Linked DNA regions of Homo sapiens: regions 2, 3, 4 and 5 are each linked to region 1. Evidence: chromatin loops called from intact Hi-C (ENCODE). Cell type or tissue: endothelial cell of umbilical vein. All regions are shown on one strand. Region 1 overlaps LOC107984282 (a long non-coding RNA gene). Region 2 overlaps INPP5A (inositol polyphosphate-5-phosphatase A). Region 3 overlaps INPP5A (inositol polyphosphate-5-phosphatase A). Region 4 overlaps INPP5A (inositol polyphosphate-5-phosphatase A). Region 5 overlaps INPP5A (inositol polyphosphate-5-phosphatase A).

Region 1 (5,000 bases):
TCCCCGGGGGAGCTTTGCTCATGGACACGGGGACCAGGCAGCATCTGGGGTCCCCGCTGAACATTTGGTAATGAACATGGCAGTGCTCTTCCCAGCACCCTCCCCGGAGCAGACAGACCAGGAGGCAAAGTCTGGGCATGACAACACTGTGTCCGGACACCAGAGGGGGAGGCGGCTGTCCAGAGAGGCTGCGTCTCCTCCATGGGGAAACAGCCCCGTGCCTGACAACAGCAACACAGCCTCCTGGTGCCGGCCCCACAGCTCAGGTGCTCTCACCACCTGGAGGAGTAGCTGGGATTACAGGAAAGGAAAGAGGAGCCCAGCAGGGGTTAGACAGGGTTAGCGGCTGCTGGGGAGTGAGCTGGCCAGCGGTCTGGGAAGTGTGGCTCGTGCCTCCGACCTTCACCCCGCAGAGGCCCTGAGTCCCTTAGGGATAAAATCTCCACCGATCCTTGTAGGTTTCACAATGTTAAACAAGTGTGCTCTGTGACCTGGTGTCTTCCTCGGGGATTTGTCCAGAAAACAATCAGAAGGTGGGCAAAGATACAGGCCCAAAGGCACCTCGGCTGCTTGTTTCAGCGGCCAAAAAAGCAGACGTGATATAAATGTCCATCGGCAGGTCTGGGTGGAGCAAGTTACGGCACCGGCCCACGTGCCCTTCAATGTAGGCGGGGCTTCTCCAGAGGGAGGAGCACAGAGACACGCCAAGCTGTGCCCGGACCAAATCACAGGTGCACTTGGCCTCACGCCCGCACCCCCGCCTTTTCCTGCGCTGGCCTCCATAGCGGCTGTAGGAACCGCTAGGGAAAGGTCTTGGGGGGACACAACCTGCTTTTACTTTTTTGTAGTTTGTATTTTTTACAAGGGGTATCATTTTTATAATCAGACAATACATGAAGCTACTTTCAGGGTCAACCATCCACACGAACTCTGAGTCTCTGCGTTTGGGGCCGGGCCCTGCCCCCAGGGTCTCTGCAGTGGAAGGACTGGAGCTGTGTTCTGGGTCCCACGGGCTGGAGGCAGCGCTGACTGGGTTGAGCCTGGGGCTTTCTCTGTTGCAAAAGTGCACCCTCCTCAGATGGGGATGGGGAGTGGCCTTCACTAGGGTGGTCCTCCTGGCTGAGCAGGGCCGGCCCAGGGGAGGGCGGGGCCAGCACGTCCCCAGAACAGTGCCTGTCCAGGGGCACAAGGGTTCACTGAAGACTCAGGAGAGGGGTTTAGAGCACAGCCTCCCTCTCCAGGGTCAGGTTCACGGGAGCTGTTGGGGGCTCCTTCCCTCGCAGCAGTGACCACTCCAAGGACCACGGCCTGGACATGAGCGGCAGCGGTGAGCTGGGAGCTGCTGGCCTGGTAGCTATTGTTTCCATGGAGACAGGGTCTCGGCTCAGGTGTCCTGGGGACGGCTGCACCCTGATGTATCTCACACCCCTGCAGGCCCCACGTCAGTGGTTTCTGGGGACAGGGTGCAAGGCTGGCTTTATGGGGGTGCAGCTAGGGCCCAGAGTGGCTGCCCCCAAGGCCCCATACTTGCCCCGAATACTTAGTCATTGTTGAAGGGTGGCCTCGCAGTTTTGTTTTGCACTGGGCCCTGCGTGAGCAGTGGGTACAGAGAGTGAATCCAGAAAAGGCCCCACAGACGTGGGAGACTCCCCAGGGTGGGCAGGGGAAGAAAGTCACCCTCCTGATGGAACAGCAGGTCCTCGCGGGGCAGAAAAACCAGGAGCTGCCCCCGTACAGTGCCTGGTCATCCCTGGGAAGCGCAGGAAGAAGGGGCGTGTGGGTGGGAGTCAGGCTGAGGGCGCAGCCCCTGCCCTGCCCCCACCGGAGGGACCCGGCTTGAGTGTCCAGGGCCTGGTGACCTGGCAGCCCCACAGCCTTGACCGAGCCCCTCCCTCTTCCGGGCTCTGAGAGGAGAGGCCACCCCAGGAGGAGGCCCTGCCGCAGCCTAATAATAACTTCCCGGCTGGTCCAGCGAGCGCCAGCGCAGGCTATTTTTAGAGTCCCCTGGCCCAGCCCCCATGTGACTCAGCCAGGCCAGTGCTGGGATGAGAAAGTCACCCTCTGCGTGGGATGCTCCAGGCGGCCAGTGGGCAGCCCAGGCCCAGGGGGAGGCCAGCAGGACCTCAGGCCTGTGGAACCTGGAACAGCCTCAGCCACCCCGCCCCACCCCCCGCTGGCCTCGGCTCCCTCCTGGCTCCCTGCCGGCTCCTCCCCCAAAGCTAGCTTGGAAAATCTGATGTCAGAATTCCAGCTTCCGCAGGAATGTGGCCCGACCTTCACCTCCCGGAGGAGCCGCCTTGTTGAGGCCTGAGGGGCTGGCTTGGATCTCACCCCTAGGCGTGCCCTGGCACCTGAGAGCCCTCTTTCCAACCAGCTTGGGGCCACCTGCGCCCCCCGCCCCACTGTGGCCCTGGCCAGACTAGTGCCTGCGTCTTGCCCTGCTACTGAGCGCCCCAAGGTGCCACGCGGCAAGTCCCCGGGCTGGTCTCGCCCCAGCAGCCATTTGTCGGGTGCAGCGGTCCGGGGGAACTTGTCTCTGGGACGGTTTCTGGAGCAGGTGACTTGGGTGCCTGTGTACCTGGGAGCCAAGGGGGCGGGTCCCTGCCCCAGCCATGTGTCACTGAATCACATGGGTAGGGAGGCCCCTGATCCTGCCTTTGAGGTGAGGGGAGGGTAGCAGGATCAGGAGAGAGCTGTGTGTGTGTGTGTGTGTGTGTGTGTGCACGCGTTGTGCACTGTGTACTTGCAGATGCATGCTGACGTACATGGTGTGCATGTGTGTACATGCATGTATGAGCACATATTGTGTGGATGTGCACATGTGTGTGCACTGTATCTTATATGCGTATGTTTGCTTGTGCACAGCACACATGTGTGCATTGTGAACATGAACTGTGCATGTATATATACACGTGCGTATGTGGGGTAGCCAGTCCCTTGGGAGCAAACCGTTGCTTCCTCAACGTCTTCTGGTCACAAGGAAGCACTGAGTGATGCGTCTCATGGCCAGGCACCTTCCCACCACAGCCGGAGCCCTGCACAGGCTCTCCAGCCCAGATCCACAATGCCTCCTGTGAGACTGGCAGTCCTCATGCCCCGGGTAGAAAGGGGAAGAGGGAGACCACTTCACAGCCAGGGCCAGCCATAGGGCAGAGGGCAGAGGACAGAGGGCAGAGGGCAGAGGACAGAGGACAGAGGGTGGAAGGCAGAGGGCGGTGGCTCTGCTGGAGCTGGGACACTTGTTTCTGCAGAGGCATGGGCACTGGGGGGCCCCTCCAGAGTCAAGGAGGCTTTGTAGTAGATGGAGAGAGAGCCGACCACCCTGGCTGGAGCTGGGGGTGCAGCAGAGTGAAATGAGACACCCAACACCCCAGTTCTCCCTCACCACTTTCCCAGTGGCTCAAGTGGCTTTGGGCACTGTCCCCTTTGCAAGCAGGAGAACCATGCAGGCAAGAGGTGGCAGCCAGGGTCCCCGGCCTCCCCAGCCTCCCAGCTCTGCCAGAGCTCCCAGGTGCCTTCCAGCTGTGGGACACATTGTCCTGACTGCCCATAGCTCCTGGGTGCCATCCGGCTGTGGAACATATTCCCGTTTATTTCCCAGAACGAGGTCATTCGGGAAGGTGGCCGTTGCTGTGCGAGCCCTGGACTCCCAGCATGGGAGCCGTCCCTGGTTGGTTTTCTCTGCTTCAAGCGTTAGGGTACTTTTATATGTAGACAAGAAAATTGCTTCCTGGGAAGATGGATGATAATAGGAAATTGTACCTTGTAGATCCCACATCTTTTTTTTTTCTTTTTGACTCCTAAGTCTGGCTTTAATGAAACAAAGGAAAATAAAAAGATCTATAAAAAGCGATTCATATTTTCTAGAATGAAAGCATTATGTTGTTTTTCATTAACTTCAAAATCTGTTAGAGAAAGGTTTCTGTTTTAAAGATCAGGCTGGCTGCCCCGGTTGCAGACTTCCTCTTTAAACTGCCCACTGAGGTGCCCCTGGAGACGGGAAAAGCACAAACCCATAACACCTGTGGAGTCCGAGCCCCAGGTCCACCGTGAGACTCTGGCAGGACTTGCAGGCAGCTGCAAGACTGGCGGAATTTGGTGGAAAACATGCTTGGCGGCCCCTCTGCTGTGCCTCCGCCACAGAGGCTGAGGCCAGAAACACAGACGGCCTTGGGCCCACCCCGCTCGTTGCCTCCCATGCAGGAAGCCGAGGCCTGTGTTCATCAGAGCTCCAGTCAGGGCTGCTTTGGGGGCAGCTCTGCCATTTCCCCAGGTGCCTCTTGTGGTTCCACCCCTTCCGAATCCAGGCAGGGATAGTGGCCGGGGACCTCCTCGTGGGGCCACACAGACCCCCTGCCTGAAAGCGTCTCCAGGAGAGGCCTCGGGCCAGGCCAGAGGGAGAGCCTGGGAGCCGTGAACACAGGGCTCTGCGGCGTTTTTGAGTAGGAGCAGACAGAGGGCTTGGAGGACAGAAGAGCTGAGCCAGACATGGATGGGGAGTCCCTGGGAACTGGCTCCCCCAGGGGCTCCATCCAGCCAGGGCTTCCGGAGGGTGCACCAGCCCCAGGTGGGCCCCAGAGGAAGGAAACCCATATACGTGTCCTGTTTTTGTCAAATGCAGAGCTGATCATCTTACACACATGCACCACATACACACACACACAGCACACACACCACACACATACCACACATACACACACCACACATATACCACACATACACCACACACAACCCCACACACCAATACATATGTGCATACACACACCACACACACACATGCACACACACCACACATCCATACAGGACACATTCATACATATACATGCCACAGACACACTCACCACACACCACACACACTCACATACGCACACCACACACATGCACACACAGCACACATCCATACATATACACACCACACACACACCACACACCACGCACATACCATACACAGTCATATACACCACACATGTCACACACACATACTCCTATACATACGTGCA
Region 2 (5,000 bases), 56 kb before region 1:
ACGGACACCCCGAATCCGGAGCCCCCGGGAGGACTCCGCAGACCATATGCTGAGGTGTGCTTTGCGTTTCTATCGTCAGGTGGGCTGCAGGCTTCCAGGCTAGACAGCTCCTTACCACCAGAAGTCCGTGCCTACCAGCTGCCTCACGCCCCAAGGCCCAGCAACAAGGACAAGCACCTCCCCAGAGCTTCCGGAAGGCTCTCACAGAAACCACATTCCAGGCCTTTTAAAACGAAAAACACCCCCCAGCTACTCCAGAGGCTGAGGCAGGAAAATGGCTTGAACCCAGGAGGCAGAGGTTGCAGTGAGCCAAGATCCCACGACTGCACTCCAGCCTGGGCAACAGAGCGAGACTCTGTCTCAAAAAAAAAAAATACTGAGACCCCATCTCTACAAAAAATAAAATAAAATAAAATAAAATAAAATAAAATAAAATAAAATACAAAATTAAAAAAAAAAGAAAAAAAAGAGAAAAACACCCTCCCTAAGACCTCTGTTCACCCCTCCCTGTGTGAGGCCCAGGAGGCATCAGTAAACAGAAACAAGGCCGGCCCTCACACAGCAGGTACACCCCAACATCTCAACAAAACCTCACACAGGACACACACCCAACATCGCAACAAAACCTCACACGGCACACACACCCCAACATCTCAACAAAACCTCACACAGGACACACACCCCAACATCTCAACAAAACCTCACACGGCACGCACATCCCAACATCTCAACAAAACCTCCCACGGCACGTACAACCCAAAATCTCAACAAAACCTCCCACGGCACGCACACCCCAACATCTCAACAAAACCTCCCACGGCACGCACACCCCAACATCTCAACAAAACCTCCCACGGCACGCACACCCCAACATCTCAACAAAACCTCCCACGGCACGCACACCCCAACATCTCAACAAAACCTCCCACGGCACGCACACCCCAACATCTCAACAAAACCTCCCACGGCACGCACACCCCAACATCTCAACAAAACCTCCCACGGCACGCACACCCCAACATCTCAACAAAACCTCCCACGGCACGTACACCCCAACATCTCAACAAAACCTCCCACGGCACGTACACCCCAACATCTCAACAAAACCTCACACGGCACACACACCTCAACATCAACAAAACCTCACACAGCACACACACCTCAACATCAACAAAACCTCACACGGCACACACACCCCAACATCTCAACAAAACCTCACACAGCACACACACCCCAACATCTCAACAAAACCTCACACGGCACACACACCTCAACATCAACAAAACCTCACACGGCACACACACCCCAACATCTCAACAAAACCTCACACGGCACGCACACCCCAACATCTCAACAAAACCTCACACGGCACGTACACCCCAACATCTCAACAAAACCTCACACGGCACGCACACCCCAACATCTCAACAAAACCTCACACGGCACGCACACCCCAACATCTCAACAAAACCTCACACGGCACACACACCCCAACATCTCAACAAAACCTCCCACAGCACACACAACCCAACATCAACAAAACCTCACACAGCACACACACCCCAACATCTCAACAAAACCTCACACGGCACGTACACCCCAACATCTCAACAAAACCTCACACGGCACGTACACCCCAACATCTCAACAAAACCTCACACGGCACGCACACCCCAACATCTCAACAAAACCTCACACGGCACACACACCTCAACATCAACAAAACCTCACACAGCACACACACCCCAACATCTCAACAAAACCTCACACAGCACACACACCCCAACATCAACAAAACCTCACACAGCACACACACCTCAACATCAACAAAACCTCACACAGCACACACACCCCAACATCTCAATAAAACCTCACACGGCACGTACACCCCAACATCGCAACAAAACCTCACACGGCACACACACCCCAACATCTCAACAAAACCTCACACGGCACACACACCTCAACATCAACAAAACCTCACACAGCACACACACCCCAACATCTCAACAAAACCTCACACGGCACGTACACCCCAACATCGCAACAAAACCTCACACGGCACGCACACCCCAACATCTCAACAAAACCTCACACGGCACGTACACCCCAACATCTCAACAAAACCTCAGTATCTACAAAAAGTAGCTGTGTATGAAATAAACCGAGCTGATGTTTCTTTAAACAAGTTCTTTCAATGGGATTCCAGAGGCCCAGGTCTTGCATTTCAGCAATCAGCAGAGCAAGGGAAACACTCCAAGGCACGCTGCAGACAGACGCCCAGCAGAGGCAGGGCCAGAAGCAACACCAGGTTAAGTGGCACAAACTTTCCCTCAGCAACAGTGTCCTCTGAATCCTGTCCTGTTATAAACGCTACCGAGTAAAGCCAGAACAAGCACACTAGCCCATTACCAGGACTAGAGCATGAGAACCAGCAGTACCAAAAACACTTCCCAAGGGCTAGACACATGAAAAAGAGCAAACGGCACATCCCCACCAAGAGCCCTGGGTCACGCTGCTTCACAGGGAAAGCAGCCCTGGGCAGCCTCAGCATCCCTCCCAGGGAAAGCAGCCCCGGGCGGGCGTGCTCAGCATCCCCCTCCCCCAGGACAGCACCAGCACAGCCCTACGAAAGGCCCCACCCCCAGAAACCACGACTCCTCCCAGGCAAGCTGTGCAGCTCAGGCACCTCCCTGCAAAACAGAAGCTCAGGGAAGGCCTCTGGTCCAGGTGAGGGGCCCCACACCAGGGGCATCTTGCCACCAGGGGCATCTTGCCACCAGGGGCATCTTGCCAGCTGAGAAACTCCGACATTCTTCTGAAGGCCCCCCCATGGGCCACAGGCGTTTTCCTCTGAGTATCACAATGGTCCCTCCGGCCAGCCTCTCGGCACACCTGGGCCAATACCCTGTGGGTTTCCGGCCAGGCTCTTGGATGAGTCACCTTTTCCTAGACTATCTGCGGTGCCAGACATGAGCTGTCAAATCCCCAGTGTGTAAGTCCCAAGAGGGCTCTGCAGGCTCGTCCTGTGCTGCATGCTACTCAGCAGGCCTGAGTCTCTTCTAGTCAGGAGGGACCACAGGAAACAGTGAGACAGAGGGGCACAGCAGTGGGGGACAGAGGTGGTGGTCAGGGTGCGGCCCACTCTGCCTCTAGCCCAGTCGGTCGTTAACAAGCTCAGATGCCAGAGCCAGCCCCAGCTCAGTTCACACCCTGCCCCCTCCACCTGCTACCGCAGGGCCTCACACTGGCTGCTCACTCGCTAGCCCCTGTCTTTCCATCTGTGCAATGGAGCAACACAGCACAGGCATCAGGGCTGTGGAGATGATAGGTCTCCCTTCAGACACTCGAGGTCCTTACAGCACGCACGTCAGGGCTGCGGGGATGACAGGTCTGCCTGCAGACACTCCGGGTCCTTACGGCACAAACGTCAGGGCTGACATACCTAGAGACACACCACATCCTTACAGCACTATCTGGCACATAAAGGACATAAATATCAGCTGCACTTTTTTTAAATTTAGCTAAGCTCCTTAATAGCTCTGTGTAGTCCAAAGTTGGTGGTTTTGATTATCAGTGGTCCTGAGTGACCCAGAACCACACACAGCGGCAGGAGCTGGGCCTCTGTGTTCACCCAAAGGGAACTGAAAGAAGCCCTTCCCCGCAGCTGGGGAGGACAAGGCCCAGACAGGCCCATGTGGCAGAGCCCGGCGTGCCAGCAGAGAGGGTAGGCAGGTCCCAGCAGTGTGATGAGGGATGGGTGTGTCCTTGCGCCAATGGCCCTCCTCCTCTGCTCGGCAGGAGCCTCTGGCCTCGCTGCTTTGCTAGGCGATCTCTCCTTTTCTCCCTCTTGCTGTTCACCTCATTCAGCAAAAGGCACCTGCCTCATGCTGCATTCCCAGGTAGCTGCTGTCAGGGCCAGGGAAGGTGTCCAAAGGGCCCAGGGCGGAGCCCACGGTGAGGAGGGCCCAGCAGGTGGGCGTGCACTGTGCCCAGCTGGACCTGGCCAGGCAGCAGGAGGGGTTTGGAGAATGTTCCAACGCCCCGAACCCACGGGAGTAGGCTGTGGTGGGGAGGGAGTGCCTCGTTTTCATCCCTCAGCCCCCACCCACCAGGAGAGCCAGGCAGGCTGCTGCCGTGTGATGCGCCGCTGTGCCGATGAGAGGCGACCTGAGAGCAGCAGCGGCCGGAAGGACGGCCCTCTATCCACATCGCAGCACGAAGCTCACTGGCACAGAACACCCCCACCTCCTGCTGTCCTGGCAGCCCAGAAACACCCAGCACCAGCCAGTCACCCAGAAGTGTCACCACCGTATGGGTGTCCCCAGCCACCACTTCCAAATGGCTCAGTTGGTCCCTTGGTTTTATTGTTGGTGCACTGGAATTCTTACAAAAAAAAAAAAGTGTTTTGGTACTTAGAAACACAAGAGCTGAAAACGAAATATTCAAAGCAAACACCCACAATGAAGATTCAGTGGCCAAGTTGCCCAGTTCTCCCATGAGTCTGTGTGTGGTCAGCACCAGCAGCAGCACCAGGCCAGCGGGGGTTCAAGGACCCAGTGACAGCTAGAGAAGCCTTGCCACCCCTTTCTCCCCTCCCCAGACAGGATCGCAGAGGGACTCCACATACCTCGTCGGAAGGAAAACCCTCCAGCTCCACCCGAACTCCTCCCGCTTCCCAGGGCCAGAGATGAAACTGATGGATACGAAGGTGCCCACGGGGCATCCACAGAAGGGCTACAGTTAACAGTGAGCCCAAATGGTCATCTGGTTCTATGAGAGCTCACAGCTCAAGGCAAACGTGCAGTCACCAACAAGAAAATATCAGCAGAGCGCAGGCTCACACCTGTAATCCCAGCACTTTGGGAGGCTGAGGCGAGTGGATCACCTGAGGTCAGGAGTTTGAGACCAGCCTGGCCAATAAGGCGAAACCCCGTCTCTACTAAAAATTCAATTAAAAAAAACAGTGGGGGCCCAGCGCGGTGGCTCACGCCTGTAAT
Region 3 (5,000 bases), 72 kb before region 1:
CATTGTGTAAGAGAAAAACTTTAAGACATTCCTGAAGGAAACGAACAAAAGCTTTGAGTCCATGAAAAGACCTCTCTTGTTTCCAGGGACCATGACTCGGCGCCATAGAGCTGTCAGTCCTCTCCAAGCGAGCGCAGAAATAGCCCTGGCCTGTCCCACAGCCTGCCAGCGGCCCGCCCCGCCCAGCCCAAACCAGACAAGGTGATTCTAAAGTTCATATGGAAAAATAAACTATGACTCAAAATCCAAACACAATCCTTAAAAAGAGTGAGTCAACTCTAACTTTTTTTAAACTTTGGCATGGCAAAATCAAAAGACAAATGTCAAACTGGTTGAAAATATTTGCAATATATATCACAGATAATTAATCTTCTTGCAATTGAAAGAACTCTTAAAAGTCAAGGGAAAATACAAAACAAAACAAAACTGATGGAAAAACGGGCAAAGGACCCATAGAGGAGTCACAGAAGATCCCCAAATGGCGTCATACATGAGGAGCCTCCTCCCGCCAAGCTGGGAGTGGGGCGATGCCACCTTCCCTGTGACAGCAGCCTGGGCCCCCAGAGCTGATGGCACAAGAAGCGCCCAAGCTCACCTTGGTAATGTTCCTGCCCAAAATCTCTAAGTGAAAACCATGGAGCAACCAACTACCTAACTAACCACGGACAGGACACAGCTAACCACGGAGCGAGCAATGACCACAGTGACCCACACGGCAGGCTGCCCTAAAGACAAGTGGGCTAGACTCTTTCAGATGGCAATGCCAGAAAGAGCAAAGCAGGGGCCGAGATGAAAAGACTCAAACACTCACGACCTCCAAAGACGGCACGTGGCCCCTGTGTACATCCAGGAAGAGGAAGAGGGGACTCAACGCTACCGAGGCTGTCTGGAAGCAACGGGGTGCGGTGATTCTAGACGCGACGCTTGAGATCACTGCACCGAGGACCCATCGCTGGAGGGTGCGACCAGCATGGTGGTCGGAACATCCTCGAACGCAGGCCCCACTGACATCTTTACACGTGTCGCAATGTCCACACCTGTGTTCCAACAGTGTCTCCCCCACACTCCTCTGTGCCCCAGGAGGTGTTGGACACAGCCAGCCTGACTTCCCAGCCTCCCTGCCGGCAGACAGCTGCTGGAAACCACCTGCACTCCTAGCGCGGACAGTGTGGGGGACATCATGGAGGCCGCACTGTCCCTCCCCACACAGAACGGCATCATCACAGACGGAGACGATACTGTCAGTCCCCACACAGGACGGCGTCACCACGGATGAAGGCCACACTGTCCCTCCCCACAGGACGGCATCTGACCACTGCAGGAGGCCCCATCCCACAGGACGGCATCTGACCACTGCAGGAGGCCGCATCCCTGGCGTCCCTCGCCAGCCACATACCTTGACCAATTATTTCAAGCCAACTTCTGGAAAGCCCAGGTGCCATAACTCTCAGCCACCTTCGAGCCTCCACTTGTAGACCGTGTCCTTTTCCAGCCGTGTTGACAATGTGAAACCATCCGTGCAGGAGCCATGGGTCTCGTCGAGGGGCTCCCCGAGGCCTGGCATGGCATTGCACATCGGTGCCCTCCCACCACGCCCTGCTCCAGCCTCCTCTGTGACCTCCCTGTGCTGGCGCCAGGCGTGGCCCTGGGTGGAGGCTGTGGGCTCCCTGGCATGGGATAACCTGCGTCACCCCCTAACCCCACAACACCCCTCGCACTGCTGGTCTGCACAGGGCGAGAGTGGAAAGCCAGGAGCGTCTCTTGGAGTCCGAGGCCACCTCTGGTCTGTCTGCTCTCTGAAGGCCATGAGACAACACCGTTTGGGAGGACAGGGCAGCAGGGCCATCCCTCTCCCACTCACCAAGCACTGCCTGGGCCCTGGCTGGCAGGGAGCACTCGGGGTTCTGGGACACACAAGACCCACAAGCTGTGCAGTGCACACCGGCAAGAAACCTCTACAGGCAGAAGGCTTCCCAAGGCAGGACTCCGTCCCAACAGGAAGAAAATGCTGGAAGCAGTGGAGGCTGTGGCCAGTGGGGCCTGAGGAAGGACAGGAGGGGCGAGTGCCTCGGCTTGGACCGCGGCCCCTACCGGAGGCCCTGGCAAAGGGACCCTCAGGGTTTGGAACCAGGTGCCCACATTCTGACCCACCATCCAGGACCTTCTGCAAACTCCACCTTCCCTTTGCCTCAAGAACCCGCACAGCAAGCCTAGTGGGAAGGCACTCCCACAGCTTCCTCGAGCCCGCATGCGCACGTGGCCCTGCAGGGTGTGGGTGCCGCCTGTCAAACGACCCCAGCGCTCCCTCAGCAGGCAGGCAGAGTGAACGCCTGGTCAGAAGGACTAGTGGGCTTCAGAGACTGGGCAGGAACCCTGCACGTGGCGCAGATGTGGATTCCAATCCACAAAAGCCGGGAGGCCTGGGCAGCAGCCCCCACACCCTGGACCACACCCCACACTCCAAGAAACAGTGACCACTGATGGCGACACACACCAGAACGTGGGACCACACACCACACTCCAAGAAACAGTGACCACCGATGGCGACACACACCAGAACGTGGGACCACAACCCACACTCCAAGAAACAGTGACCAGCGATGGCGACACACACCAGAACGTGGGACCACATCTCACACTCCAAGAAACAGTGACCACCATGACAACACACACAGAACGCGGGACCACACCCCACACTCCAAGAAACAGTGACCACTGATGGCGACATACACCAGAAAGCGGGACCACAACCCACACTCCAAGAAACGGCAACCACCGATGGTGACACACACCAGAACGTCAACTCATTTCCTTCCAAAGACTTCCTTAAAACTTTCAAATACAAGTCATTTAAAAAAAAAGCACTGTGGGTGCCTTAACCCTGTAGACGCAGCACAGGCTAAGGCCTCCTGGGGACACAGGGTGGGCGCTGTGCTGGGGGGTGGGAACCCAGGGCCGTGCTGCTGATTCCTCAGGAAATCCTGCCCCGCACGACTCGCTTATCCCTGTGGAAAAGCATTTCCTTTCATGAGAAAAGTCCTCTTGTCTGTGCAGCCATAAATACATTGCAGCTAAAAATAGTTTTGTAAAAGGAAGTAACGACTGGGCCTTCCACCAAATGAGAAGCACAAACTGTGTCCAGGCGGTGCAGGAGGAAGGCCCGTGAGAAAGGACCCAGTCTGCAAGCTGCGTCTCCCGAGTAGGACAGAGAGCTGTCTCGAAATTCAGTTTTCTCTCAGAATATTATTCCTGTTAGCTGAACCTCACAGAGCAAGAGAACTATAAAAGAAAACGGGGACACAGAGGAACAGATACCTTCTGATGAGAGATAATTCAGAAATATCCTCCTCTTTCATCAAATACAGAGACAAAATCAGCTTAAGTCTACACATGATGGCAAATTTCTCCAAAAGATGTCTGCTAGCAAACTGAATCCACTGGGAAAAGGGCTGCATACCCTAGAATCTATTTAAAATGACAACTTATCATTAGAGAGGATCAAATCCTTTTTTTTTTTTTTTTTTTTTGAGATGGAGTTTTACTCTTGTTGCCCAGGCTGGAGGGCAATGGCGCCATCTTGGCTCACTGCAACCTCCGCCTCCCGGATTCAAGTGATTCTCCTGTGTCAGCCTCCTAAGTAGCTGGGATTACAGGCGTGCACCACCATGCCCGGCTAATTTTTTGTCTTTTTAGTAGAGACGGGATTTCACCATGTTGGTCAGGCTAGTCACGAATTCCTGGCCTCAGATAATCTGCCCGCCTCGCCTCGGCCTCCCAAAGTGCTGGGGGATTACAGGCATGAGCCACCATGCCCGGCCAAATTCTAAGAAACAACACAAGTATAACTTTGAAATCATGGCATACACAAAACGCAATTATCTACAGGCCCCGTTTCTGAACGGAATCCTCTGGCTAGCTTCTGAGCACGGCATACAAACAACAAAGAGGGAGAGGCTGGAGTTCAGGCAGGTTTAAACATTGGCCCAGAAATTTCGCCTGCTCCCCGCGTCCCAACAGCTCTGGTTACAGGGACCCTGTGGACAAAGGTTCCGTCTGGTATGGCCGCATCCTTTCCCCGTCATGATTTCTGACCTCGAATCACACAGGCCATGCCAGGATCCCTGCCAGCCCCACAGAGCACACCATGGGCTGTGCTGGCAGCAGCAGAAGCAGGCTGGGCCACCCAACTGCTCCTCAATCGGACCCCCTGCCACCCCTGTGAGGATGTACCAGCCCCTCCTGCCCAGACACGGCCCTCACTCCTGCTGCCAGCAGGTAACAGGTGAGGAACGGGCCCAAGCTGCCCTGGGTCCATCTCCTGTCCGCCCTCTGAGTTCTGTGGACACTGTTCATTGCCTACTGTTTTCACACTGGCTCTCTTGTTTTTTAAATGTGTTTGTATTATTTTTTAAAACTGAAAAAATCAAGTCATAGCACACTACATGGCTCAGCTGTGACTGGAATACACGCAGTCCTAGTGACAGTGATCTTGCTGATGACAGCGTAACGATGGCGGGGGAGGGGCCACCCAGGGGACGGGGAATGATGACATTGGTCTGCAGAAGCCGACAGATGATGAAAAACTAGCTCCAGCTCCGACTCCGACTCGCTATTTACAAACACAAAGTGGGCACAAGCAGAGAACCACAGCCTCGCCGCGCTGCGCCGCCTTCTGACGCGCAGGAGAGAACCGTGGCCTCGCCGCGCTGCGCCGCCTCCTGACATGCATGCATGTTTCTTTCTCTGTTCAACTTAAATGGAAATTGCTTTTCAAAAGTCAATCATACTTGTTTCAGAAATTTGGGGAAATTCAGCGGGAGGGAAGCACAGAAGAGTTAAAATCACCAGCAGCGCCATCACCACGAGGCTCTGGCGCACGTATCCGTAACCAGCCATTTCACTCCAGATTCCAGTGACTTCACAGGAGCCCGTCGTCACCGGCCACCCTTCCAGGCCACCCATGGTGACCTCCAGTCCCCCATGCCAAGTGACGCCTCCAG
Region 4 (5,000 bases), 110 kb before region 1:
AGAAAGAGGCCTGTTTGTGACCAACCAGACCCAGGTTCCCACAGGCCCCTGGTCAGACAGCCTCCTCAAGGCGCAGCCGATGGGACCGGCCAGGGCACACGGAGCAGCTGTGTGGGCAGGGGCCTGTTCTTCTCTCCGCCCTGCACACAGGACACCATGAGTTTCCATGACCTCACCGCAGGCAGCCTGGCCAGCCTGTGTGATCTGGAGCTGCCTTTCCTTGGCCCTGCGTGGGGCTGGGCCACCATGGGGAGGGGTGTGGGACCCAGCAGGCCCCACCCAAGCACAGCCTAGAGGTTTTTTGGGGAGACTGTGGGTTCTACCACACTGACCACATGCAGCAGCCTTCCCCCCAGAGATAGGGCAAGTGACTTAAGCAAATCTGCAGATGGAGCCAGAAGCTGCTGCCGGAGACGCCACGGGCAGAGGTGGAAACGCAGGGCTCTAACCCGAACAAAGTCCGGGCTTGGGCCATCGAAGCTCCCACAAATCAGCTCTAGTTTAAGAAGCACGTCCCCCGCCGCCCCCGCCGCCTCCCGGCCCCCACCACCGCACAGGGCAGGGCAAGGTTAAGTCCAGGGTCATGGCAGGTGCGACCGAGGCCCCACCCGCCCCCCACCCTCATGGACACTTTCACTTCACTGATGCCTTCCCCTCATGGATGTCTTCCCCTCATGGATGTCTTCCCCTCATGGATGTCTTCCCCTCATGGATGTCTTCCCCTCATGGACGTCTTCCCCTCATGGACGTCTTCCTCTCATGGATGTCTTCCCCTCATGGACATCTTTCCCTCATGAAAGCCTTTCCCTCATGGATGCCTTTTCCTCAAGGATGGCCTCTCTTCATGTATGCCTTTCCCTAGAGCTTGCCTTCCCCTCAAGGACACCCTCCCCTCATGGGCACCTTTCCCTTATGGACACCATCTCCTCATAGACATCTTTTCCTCAAGGACACCTCCCCTCAAGGACGTCTTTCCCTCATGGAGGCCTTTCCCTAGAGGACACCCTCCCCTCACAGACACATATCCCTGGAGGATGCCTTCCCCTCAAGGATGCCTTCCCCTCATGGACGCCTTCCCCTCATGGACGTCTTCCCCTCATGGACAGCTTTCCCTCATGGACGCCTTCCCCTCATGGACACCTTACCCTCATGGACGCCTTTTCTTCATGGATGGCTTTCCCTCATAGACGCCTTTTCCTGGAGGACATCATCCCCTCATAGATGCCTTTCTGAAGGATGTCTTTCCCTAGAGGGTACCCTATCCTCGAGGACGCCCTCCTCCATGAACACCTTTCCCTCATGGATGCCACCTTCCCCTGGAGGATGCTTTTCCCTCGAGGATGACGTTCCCTCAAGAACGCTTTGCCCTCAAGAACACTCTCCCCTCAAGGACGCCCACCCTTCTTGGATGCCTTCCCCTTATGGACACTTTCCCCTTATGATTGTCTTTCCCTGGAGGGCAGCTTCCCCTGGAGGACACCCTGCCCTTGTGGACACCCCTCCCTCATGGATACCCTCCACTCATGGACCCTCCCTCATGGATGCCTTCCCTGGAGGACAGCTTCCCCGGAGGCCACCTGGCCATCGTGGATGCCATTCCCTTGTGGATACCCACCCCTCATGGATGCTCACGTGTGGAATGCATGTGGAGAACTGCCGCAGCACAGGGCTGTCCGCACAATGCAGAGGGAAGGGCCAAACCACGCAGCAGCAAGTGAACACTCATTCCACAGCCACTAGCACCAACCCTGGAGCCACACTGGAGACTTCCAGAAAAAGAGGGGACACAGAAGAACCTTCTGTTCAGGTCTCCCGTCGCCCCACAGCCAATCTTCCGCTATGCATGCAAATGTAACACAACTCCCTTCAAAGATGTACGATGAGATTTTTATCTTCAGCCACTTTCCTGAGTCACTGAAAGTTCATGAAGACACTGAACAGCTGCAGGGCCCTGGCTCGAGAGGATGGGGCCATTCGTCACCTGAAGTTGAGCAGGCGGGCAGCGCACTGCCCTACAACAGAGCTGGGGTTCCCTCACGTGGAGTCTGTGTTTCTGGAGCTCTTAGGAGGGGAGGGCTGGGGTCAGAGGGCAAGAGCAAGTTTGAGGCCACTGCTGTATAACACCAGGTAGCTTAAAGAGGAACCACCCATCTGCAGTGCTGGGGACACACGTCAGGCAGCCAAATGGACCCACCCTCGGCACCCAGAGGCCAAGAATGGGAATGCCAGGTGCTGCTTCAGCTGTAAGCAAGGAAGGGGCACTACCTGGCAGCCACCTCCCCTCGCTCCTGCCATCTGTGCGGCCACGGCTCAGGGTCAAACACACCCGGTTCTGAAGGCCACACAAAAACAGATAACATGTCTCATTAATAACTGTATACTGATTATATGTTGAAATGATAACATTCTAGATACACTGGGTGAAATAAAATATATTATTAAAATAATTTCACCTATTTCTTTTTGCTTTTTAAAATGTGACTCTTCAAACTTTGAAATGACATATGCACTTTACACACCATTTCTATTGGATGGGGCTGGGCTAGATTCTAAGAGAAGCTTTTGACCATCTTTCTATTGGAATTTTACATGTTCTCTTTCATTTATAAGAGTTCTTTATAAAAATTGTTAAACCAGCCTATTGTTGTTTTTAAAAATATATTCCCAGTCTGCCTTTTAATCACATTTAAACTCTAAGAGCCTAAGAAAAGTCCTGCCAGTTTTATTTACTCGAATCCATCAGTCTTTGCCTCTACAAATTCCTTCAACTATGTGGAGTTTAGAAAAGCCTTCCCCATCCGGAAAGGAAATAAACAGCCATGTTTCCTTCTACGTGTCCCCCACGCCACGCCCCCCCCCCCCCCCGCCACCAGAGCACATCTGGAGGGAGAGGGGGCGGCCACCATAGGGCACAGGGCTCCAGGCCCTCACAGCAGTTAGTGCTTCCTGAATGGTGCTGCCGGCCCGGTGGAATTCACTCTGTCACTCCTCACAGTCATTGCCAGCCATGGGTGCATGCTCACGAGGAAGCGGGGCACGGTGAGGTTACACAGCCCAGAAAGGGGAGCCTCCCATCAGTCTCCTCCCAGGGTCCACGATGGGCTCTCAGCCATGCCGGCCCTTACTGAGCTGGTAGGAATGGGCCTGAGCTGCGTCAGGCAGACAAGGATCACACTGTCTTCCAAAGGAGACCAGACCACTGGCAGGAGGTCTGCTTTTAGAATCTGGTTTGCGGTTAATTTCCACACTTGAGCCTAATCTAATGGTTGCTCTTCACCAAGAGTAGATCCGCAGCTGCTGATCAGAGCGCTGTGCTGTAAACACCCTCCTGGGCAATGGCAACCAGTGAAGACATCAACATCAACAACAAAGTCACCGAGTCAGATTCGCGTCCCTTATCTCCAGTTTCTCTCCACACCCGACGCCGCCACTCCAGCCTGGGCACCTCCCCCACACGGCTCTCTCCACGGCCTCACCCCTCCCGGTTTCCAATACTCCAACCAAAGGTCCTCACAAATCTGTCCGTGGCTGCCGTTACCCTGAGGATGAAGAAAGTCTGAAGCTTTTCACGGGGAAGAGGAGGCCCTGTGGCATCTACCCGTCTGCATCCCCTGTCTCGCCTCTCACTATAATCCCAGCCATCTCACACCCCCAGCCCCGGACCACACTGTGCTCGCTGCTTTCACCACGATTCCTGGAAGGTGTCTTTTTCGGCTCTCACTCCCTCGTTCATTTCACTTGTCATCCGCTGCACGTTGCTGGCAGCTGGGGACACAGAGGGAGTCGGGACAGACCAGGCACTGGCCCTCAAAGCACCCACTTCTGGCAGGGACGCTGCTGGACGAGGCAGCCACCGCGGACAGCTGCACGCATCTTGGGAGCCGCGCCCAGCACCGCCAGCCCCACCGCCCTCCAGACCCACCTGCTCAGCGGCCAGGACAGACCCTCTCAGGACAGGTGTGGAGCCAGCAGCAGCTCCCGGCCCCGGTCTCCCCGTGAAGCCTCCTGGGAGCACCCAAGGTGAGGTATTCCCAGCCTGTCCACCCTCAGCCCCTCCCTCGGTCGGCAGAGGCTCCATCACAAAATGCCACAGACCAGAGAGCCTAAACGAGACACGTATTTCTCCCAGTTCTGGAGCTGTCAGTCTGAGGCCAAGAAGCCGGCCGGTTTGGTTCCTGGTGAGGGTCCTTCCTGGCTCACAGAGCTGCCTCTGCGCCCTGTGGAGAGAGCCTGATCCCGTGTCCCTTCTTGTAAGGGCACCCATCCCATCCGGGGGGCCCACCGCATAACCTCATCTCACCCCATCACCTCCCAAAGGGCCCACCCCCCTCAATACCATTACACTGGGGTCAGAGCACAACCTATGAACTTGGGGGGACACAATTTGGTCTATGACACCCACCCCGCCCCAGTGCCAAGCACAGGACCAAACTACAGCCAAACAGACTCTAGCAGAACACACGACCCTTCGAGGGCAGTGGGGCATGAGCTGGGAGGGCCTCACACGGAGCCAACAAGGGGCCTCCCACAGTCGCCACAGGAACCCCTGCACTGCTGTGAGCTCGGGCTGTCCACAGGGCACAGCAGACTGCTAACGTGTGCATTCCACAGCAAGCCTTGACAATCTGTCTGTAAAGAATCTAAGTGCTGGCTAAAACGAACACCAGAATCCACCTTGTGGATACTGACAGAGGGCTCTTGTGCACACCCACAAAATCTCACTTCAGAACAGAGAGAAAGAATTGCACAGTCTGCGATCTTGAACACGCCAGCTCCCACAACTGTATATTGCTACGAGGCACTTAGCGGTGTCAGGGAGCCGAAAGGCAAAGGACAGCACCAACTGTGAGAGACACATGGAGTGACCAGGACTCCCACCTACTGGCTGCAGGCGTGACCAGGCACCTCACCTGGGCAGCTCCTTGAAGCCTTCAACACACACCCACCCTACAGCCAACAGTCTCCCTGAGGAATGGACCCAGGCAGAATGAAGGCGTGTG
Region 5 (5,000 bases), 120 kb before region 1:
GCAAAGAGGGGCAAAGAAGAACAGGAAACGGCCGAGAGAAAAGAAGGTATACAGAGACACGCATCAACTAAAAGGCACTACAAGGGCATATCAGCAGGGGCTCCGGTTTTGCCATGGGAGCATGTGGCCCTCGGAGGCCACTGTTCCCGCCGAGGACAACCACACACTACAAACAAAACATGTGCCCGAGGAGGCTGAGAGGTAAAGAGAGGCAGACAGGCAGCGCCGGGAGTCAGAGCCTGGAGAAGTGATACACAGGGCGAGCCTCTTATTCTTTCCCTCTTCGGGCTTTGCCCAAGCCTGGGCCACACTTACGGGAGCAGCAGAATGTGGACCCTACAAATCCAGAGGAAACCCCACCCTCTCTCTGGCCAGAAGAGCAACAGAAAGAAACCCAGGCTAGCCGGACGGTGTGGGGCAACCCTGGAGGGAAGAGCTAGGAAGAGGGAACCCTAAGTCTGTGTATGAAGCCGCTTGAGTCTCCAATAACCCCAAACACACACATGTGTGACAACCCACGTGAGCGAGCAGAGGCTCTGAGCAGTGAGGTGGGCTCTGACCAGCACCCAGCATGAGACTGAGCTTATGGTCTGTACCTCATCAGGGTGAATGCGTGCATGCTGAGAACCGTAAGAAAAGCCAGTGTCTATACAACGCAGCATCCACAATGACCAGGACACAACCCTGAGTTATCGGAATCTGAAAACATGGCCCACATTTAATAGAAAGAATGACAGACAGATGCCACCACTAAGACAACACCAATGCCGGACACAGCAGAGGAAGGTTTTCAAGCAACAACTACAACATGCTCCATGAGGTCAAAGTAAATACTCTTGAAATAAATGAAAAGACAGAAAATTTCAACAGAAACTATAAAGGAGAAACAAATGGAAATTTCAAAAACTAAAAACATTTATACAACATCTAAAATAAATGACCAGAAGAACTCAATGGTAAAATGAAGATGACAGAGAACAGCTGGCAAATCTGAAAATAAGTCAGTAGAAATTACTGAAATCAAAGAACAGAAAGCACAAAGGTTCAGCAAAAGCCAGCAGAGCCTCCAGAAAATGGCATCACATCTACTCTACGCGTAGTCGGAGCAACAGAAGGAGAGGAGAAACAGATGGTGCATGAGAAAAACACTTGGAAAAAACAACGGCCAAAATGTCCCCAAATTTAGTGAAAGACATACATTTACAGATTCTAGAACCTCAGTGAGTGCATAACAAGATAAATTCAAACAAATAACAAGATAAATTCAAAGAAATTCCTATCTAGGCATATCTGTGCCACATTTTATCATAATCAAATTGAGGAAAAACAAAGATGTATTAATAGAAAAAACTTCTGAAACCAACTGGACAGAAGTAACAGAACACACATACAGGAAGGAGTCAACAATTCAAATTACCACGGATTTCTTATCAGGAAACCTGGAGGCCAAAAGACAGTGGAACAAGGCCTTTAAAGTGCTTAAGGAAAAAAAAAAAAAAAGTCAACCCAGAAGTCAGTATCTATTGAAAATATCCCTCAGGAATGAAGGCAAAGGGAAACATTTTCACACAAAAGAAAACTAAGCAAATGTTCCACCAGCAGGTCTGCTGGAAACTGATGGCTGGGCAGGGCTGGAGGGGAATGATCTGGGGGCAGCTTGGATCTCCAAGAATAAGGAAAGGCAGGAAAAATGGGAAGCATCTGGGTAAATATAAAAGATTATATTTTTTCTTCTTGGGTTCTTTAAAATACATAGAATGAGCCTCCAGGGTAGCTGAAGACAGCCTAGTCCCAAAAATTTGCTCCCCAATTTTCTATGTAGGCAGGGGATGTGATATATAATGAATGTAACATATAAACTATGTCATATATATATGTAACTTATATAGAGAGAAAAACCCAAATTGCAGCCTCAGCGTGGCTTGAAGAAAAAGTGGAAGCTGCCAGGCTCAATGGCTCACACCTCTAATCCCAGCAATTTGGGAGGCCGAGGCGGGTGGATCACCTGAGGTCAGAAGTTCGAGACCAGCCTGGCCAACATGGTGAAACCCCGTCTCTACTAAAAATACAAAAATTAGCCAGGCATGGTTGCATACACCTGTGATCCCAGCTACTTGGGAGGCTAAGGCAGGAGAATCACATAAGCCCAAGAGGCAGAGGCTGCAGTGCTCCGAGATTGTGCCACTGCACTCCAGCCTGGGTGACAGAGCGACATTCTGTCTCAAAAAATAAACAAATAAATAAATAAAATAAAATTGGGAGCTACAAATAGCAGTGAATAAAATGAGGAAAAATCCAGACTCCAGAAGGTGATCTCTCGGGCTCCGGGACTGCCCCCGCTGGGGTGTGAGGCTTTGTGAAGCACAAAGGCACAGCAAGAAACACCACAAGAGAGGGAAGGGAGACACCAGGGAAGAGACACACAGAGAGTCAAACACACAGCCAGCAAGTCCGGAGGCTGAAGATTCTGGAAGAGCATCCCAGCACATCCGAGCGTGGGTTGGAACACAAGGCGAGACTTGGAGGCTGCTGTGATGGAAAGTGGGAGGCCCAGCCTAGCAGGACAGCCATGCTTCAAGGGCACTACTGAGACACTACCAACGAAGAAGAGAAAAATATTTCTAAAAAGAGAGAGAAGTAGCAGCCCTGAGTCACCAGGTGGCAAAGGAGAAAGGAAGAAAAGGCAGGAAAAGAGGGACTTGAAAGAGAAAGAGCGCCAGCAAATCAGAGAACGAACAACTCCCAGACCCCAATCACTGCCCAACTTCCAAAGCCAGCGAATGCACTTGGACTTTGCAATACCAACACAAGAGGGTGCTATTAAATTAGGAATCTTGCAAACCCCATACTCCCACTAAAGATGAGCAAAAGGAAGTCCCTACAAAACGGCTGTAAAAAAAAGACAAAAAATTGTACACACACAAACTGAGGAAAACGTGCCCGACCTGAGGAAAACGACCGTGAGGCAGAACAGGACGGGAGCCCACATTGCAGATAAAATCAAATCTACTCAAGCAGTCGAGAATATGAAAAACCACCTCACATCAGAGATGCGAAACTAAAACACAGAATGGACCACTGGGAGAAAGAGACGGAGAGCGCCCATCAACCTCGGGGGCGGCAAAGGCAAAGCACAGAACAGTCATGACAGAGGAGGACAGCCACAGCAGGCGCCAGGAGAGTCACTGGAAGGAAACCCCAACATGGGCATCAAAACCAGAAAAATCCACTGAGAAAGCAAAATCGCACAGAGAAAACAGCGTGAGAGAAAGAAGTGACCGTGGGAGACAGGCAGAGAAGGAGGAACATTTGGAGGATCAGGGACCCAAAGGACACCCGAAACACCTAACATTTAAAACTATAACCCAGGAAAACTTCAAAACAGAAAAAGACCCGCACTTACACACTCACCTGAAACACCTAACATTTAAAACTATAACCCAGGAAAACTTCAAAACAGAAAAAGACCCGCACTTATACACTGAAAGGCTCACTGAATACTTCAGAAAATTAACCCAAAGTAATCAACTCCAAGATTTCAAAGATAAAGATAAGATCCTCATGGCCTCCAGGTAAAAAAGATCAATTAAACAACAGGTGGCTCACGCCTGTAATCCCACCACTTTGGGAGGCCGAGGCAGCGGGCGGATCAACCACAAGGTCAGGAGATCAAGACCATCCTGGCCAACATGGTCAAACCCCGTCTCTACTAAAAATGCAAAAATTAGCTGGGCCTGGTGGCGCACGCTTGTAGTCCTACCTACTTGGGAGGCTGAGGCAGGAGAATCGCTTGAACCCGGGAGGCGGAAGTTTCAGTGAGCTGAGATTGTGCCACTGCACTCCAGCCTGGCGACAGAGCGAGGCTCCATCTCAAAGAGAAAAAAATAAAAATAAAAATAAAATGTAAAGAATCGGACCAGCACCAGTCTCTTCAAACCCAACATACGCACTAAGACGACAACAGAATGACCTTTCCTAAACATCTCAGTGAAATGAGGCCTGAACCAAGGGCGATTTATCCAGCAAAGCATCCTTCAAATTCCAAAACTATACAAAACAGTTTTCAACGTACAAAAATTTGGGAAATTTTGCCCCCATCAGCCCTTTCTGAGGAATCCAGGAAGGCAGGGCTGGTTCTCTTCCATAAATAACCAAATGGACATGGGAGCTCTGTGGTCCCTGCTCAGCAGCGCAAGGGCAGCCCCAAGGGACAGGAGCGACTGGGGGTGGCTGTGCGTCCACAACCTCGATTTCCAAAGGCGTGCAGCAGGCTGGCTTGGGCTGCAAACCAGGGTGGAGGGAGTGCAGTTTGCTGATGCTGAGTTCATTTTTTAAATTTGTATACATGTAAGGGGTACAGTGCAGTTTTGTGACGTGGCTGTTTTGCACAGGGCTAAAGCCAGGGCTTTCAGTGTAACCACCACTCGAATCGTGTGCACACTGTACCCTTAGGTGACTCTCATCCCTCACTCCCATTTAGAAGGGAGAACATGTGGACTGACTTTCTGAGCTGTTTCACGGAAGAAGTAAAGCAAGTTCTATCCACGTTGCTGCAAAAGACGATTTCATTCTTTTTATGGCCGAATATTACATTGCATATATGTGTGTGGTATAGAAAATACACACACACACACACACACACACATTTTGTTTATCCAATAAAGCATTTTTTTGAAATAATATTTCCAACTGGGATTTTCAACGTACACAGATGGAATACATGCCATATAGAAACCTATGTGATTTCAAGATTTCAACATTGCACATGAAGTAGTACAATATTAACTAGCAACCACTTGAATATGCCTTTTTTTTTTTTTTTTTTGTCTTTGAGATAGGATTTCGCTCTGTCACCCAGGCTGAAGTGCTGTGGTGTGATCACAGCTCACTGCAGTCTCCACCTCCCAGGCTTCAGTTATCCTTCTGGCTTAGCCTCCAGCCTCCTGATGCTGGGACAACAGGTGTGCACCACCAAACCCAGCTAATTTTTTTTTTTTTTA

What was found. A loop is a pair of places that touch in the nucleus more often than their neighbours do. Peaks named below come from ENCODE experiments on the same cell type or tissue, not always from the same donor. Only the 100,000 strongest peaks of a DNase experiment are listed, where the experiment ranks them.
Region 2: a loop joins it to region 1, with 6 times the contacts of the local background. A loop is called at or near these places in 19 of 110 quality-filtered maps.
Region 3: a loop joins it to region 1, with 6 times the contacts of the local background. A loop is called at or near these places in 20 of 110 quality-filtered maps.
Region 4: a loop joins it to region 1, with 3 times the contacts of the local background. A loop is called at or near these places in 36 of 110 quality-filtered maps.
Region 5: it touches region 1 in a loop (5-fold over the local background); 37 of 110 quality-filtered maps call a loop at or near these places.

Annotation. Positions count from the first base shown.
Region 1 is chr10:132,514,444-132,519,443 of GRCh38, reverse strand. LOC107984282 (a long non-coding RNA gene) reads left to right here. Exons shown (of 4, transcript NR_158224.1): 2 at 1-1,327. Among named protein-coding and RNA genes, the nearest start is that of INPP5A, 21 kb to the left of the region's middle. RefSeq lists enhancers at 742-1,249, 1,758-2,265, 2,266-2,774, 2,775-3,282. In endothelial cell of umbilical vein, no CTCF peak of the experiment used is centred here; a DNase peak (open chromatin) is centred at 2,093; H3K27ac peaks cover 676 bases.
Region 2 is chr10:132,570,071-132,575,070 of GRCh38, reverse strand. The region is part of intron 1 of INPP5A (inositol polyphosphate-5-phosphatase A); the gene reads right to left. Among named protein-coding and RNA genes, the nearest start is that of INPP5A, 35 kb to the right of the region's middle. RefSeq lists enhancers at 1-116, 117-886, 887-1,656, 1,657-2,425, 2,646-2,695 and 4 more. In endothelial cell of umbilical vein, CTCF peaks have their summits at 2,498 and 2,751; a DNase peak (open chromatin) is centred at 2,930.
Region 3 is chr10:132,586,540-132,591,539 of GRCh38, reverse strand. The region is part of intron 1 of INPP5A (inositol polyphosphate-5-phosphatase A); the gene reads right to left. Among named protein-coding and RNA genes, the nearest start is that of INPP5A, 51 kb to the right of the region's middle. In endothelial cell of umbilical vein, no CTCF peak of the experiment used is centred here; DNase peaks (open chromatin) are centred at 169 and 3,009; H3K27ac peaks cover 1,970 bases.
Region 4 is chr10:132,626,329-132,631,328 of GRCh38, reverse strand. All of the region lies in intron 2 of INPP5A (inositol polyphosphate-5-phosphatase A), which reads right to left. Among named protein-coding and RNA genes, the nearest start is that of INPP5A, 91 kb to the right of the region's middle. RefSeq lists an enhancer at 1-2,804. In endothelial cell of umbilical vein, no CTCF peak of the experiment used is centred here; no DNase peak of the experiment used is centred here.
Region 5 is chr10:132,635,809-132,640,808 of GRCh38, reverse strand. All of the region lies in intron 2 of INPP5A (inositol polyphosphate-5-phosphatase A), which reads right to left. Among named protein-coding and RNA genes, the nearest start is that of INPP5A, 100 kb to the right of the region's middle. In endothelial cell of umbilical vein, a CTCF peak has its summit at 2,798 (motif pointing right); a DNase peak (open chromatin) is centred at 2,818.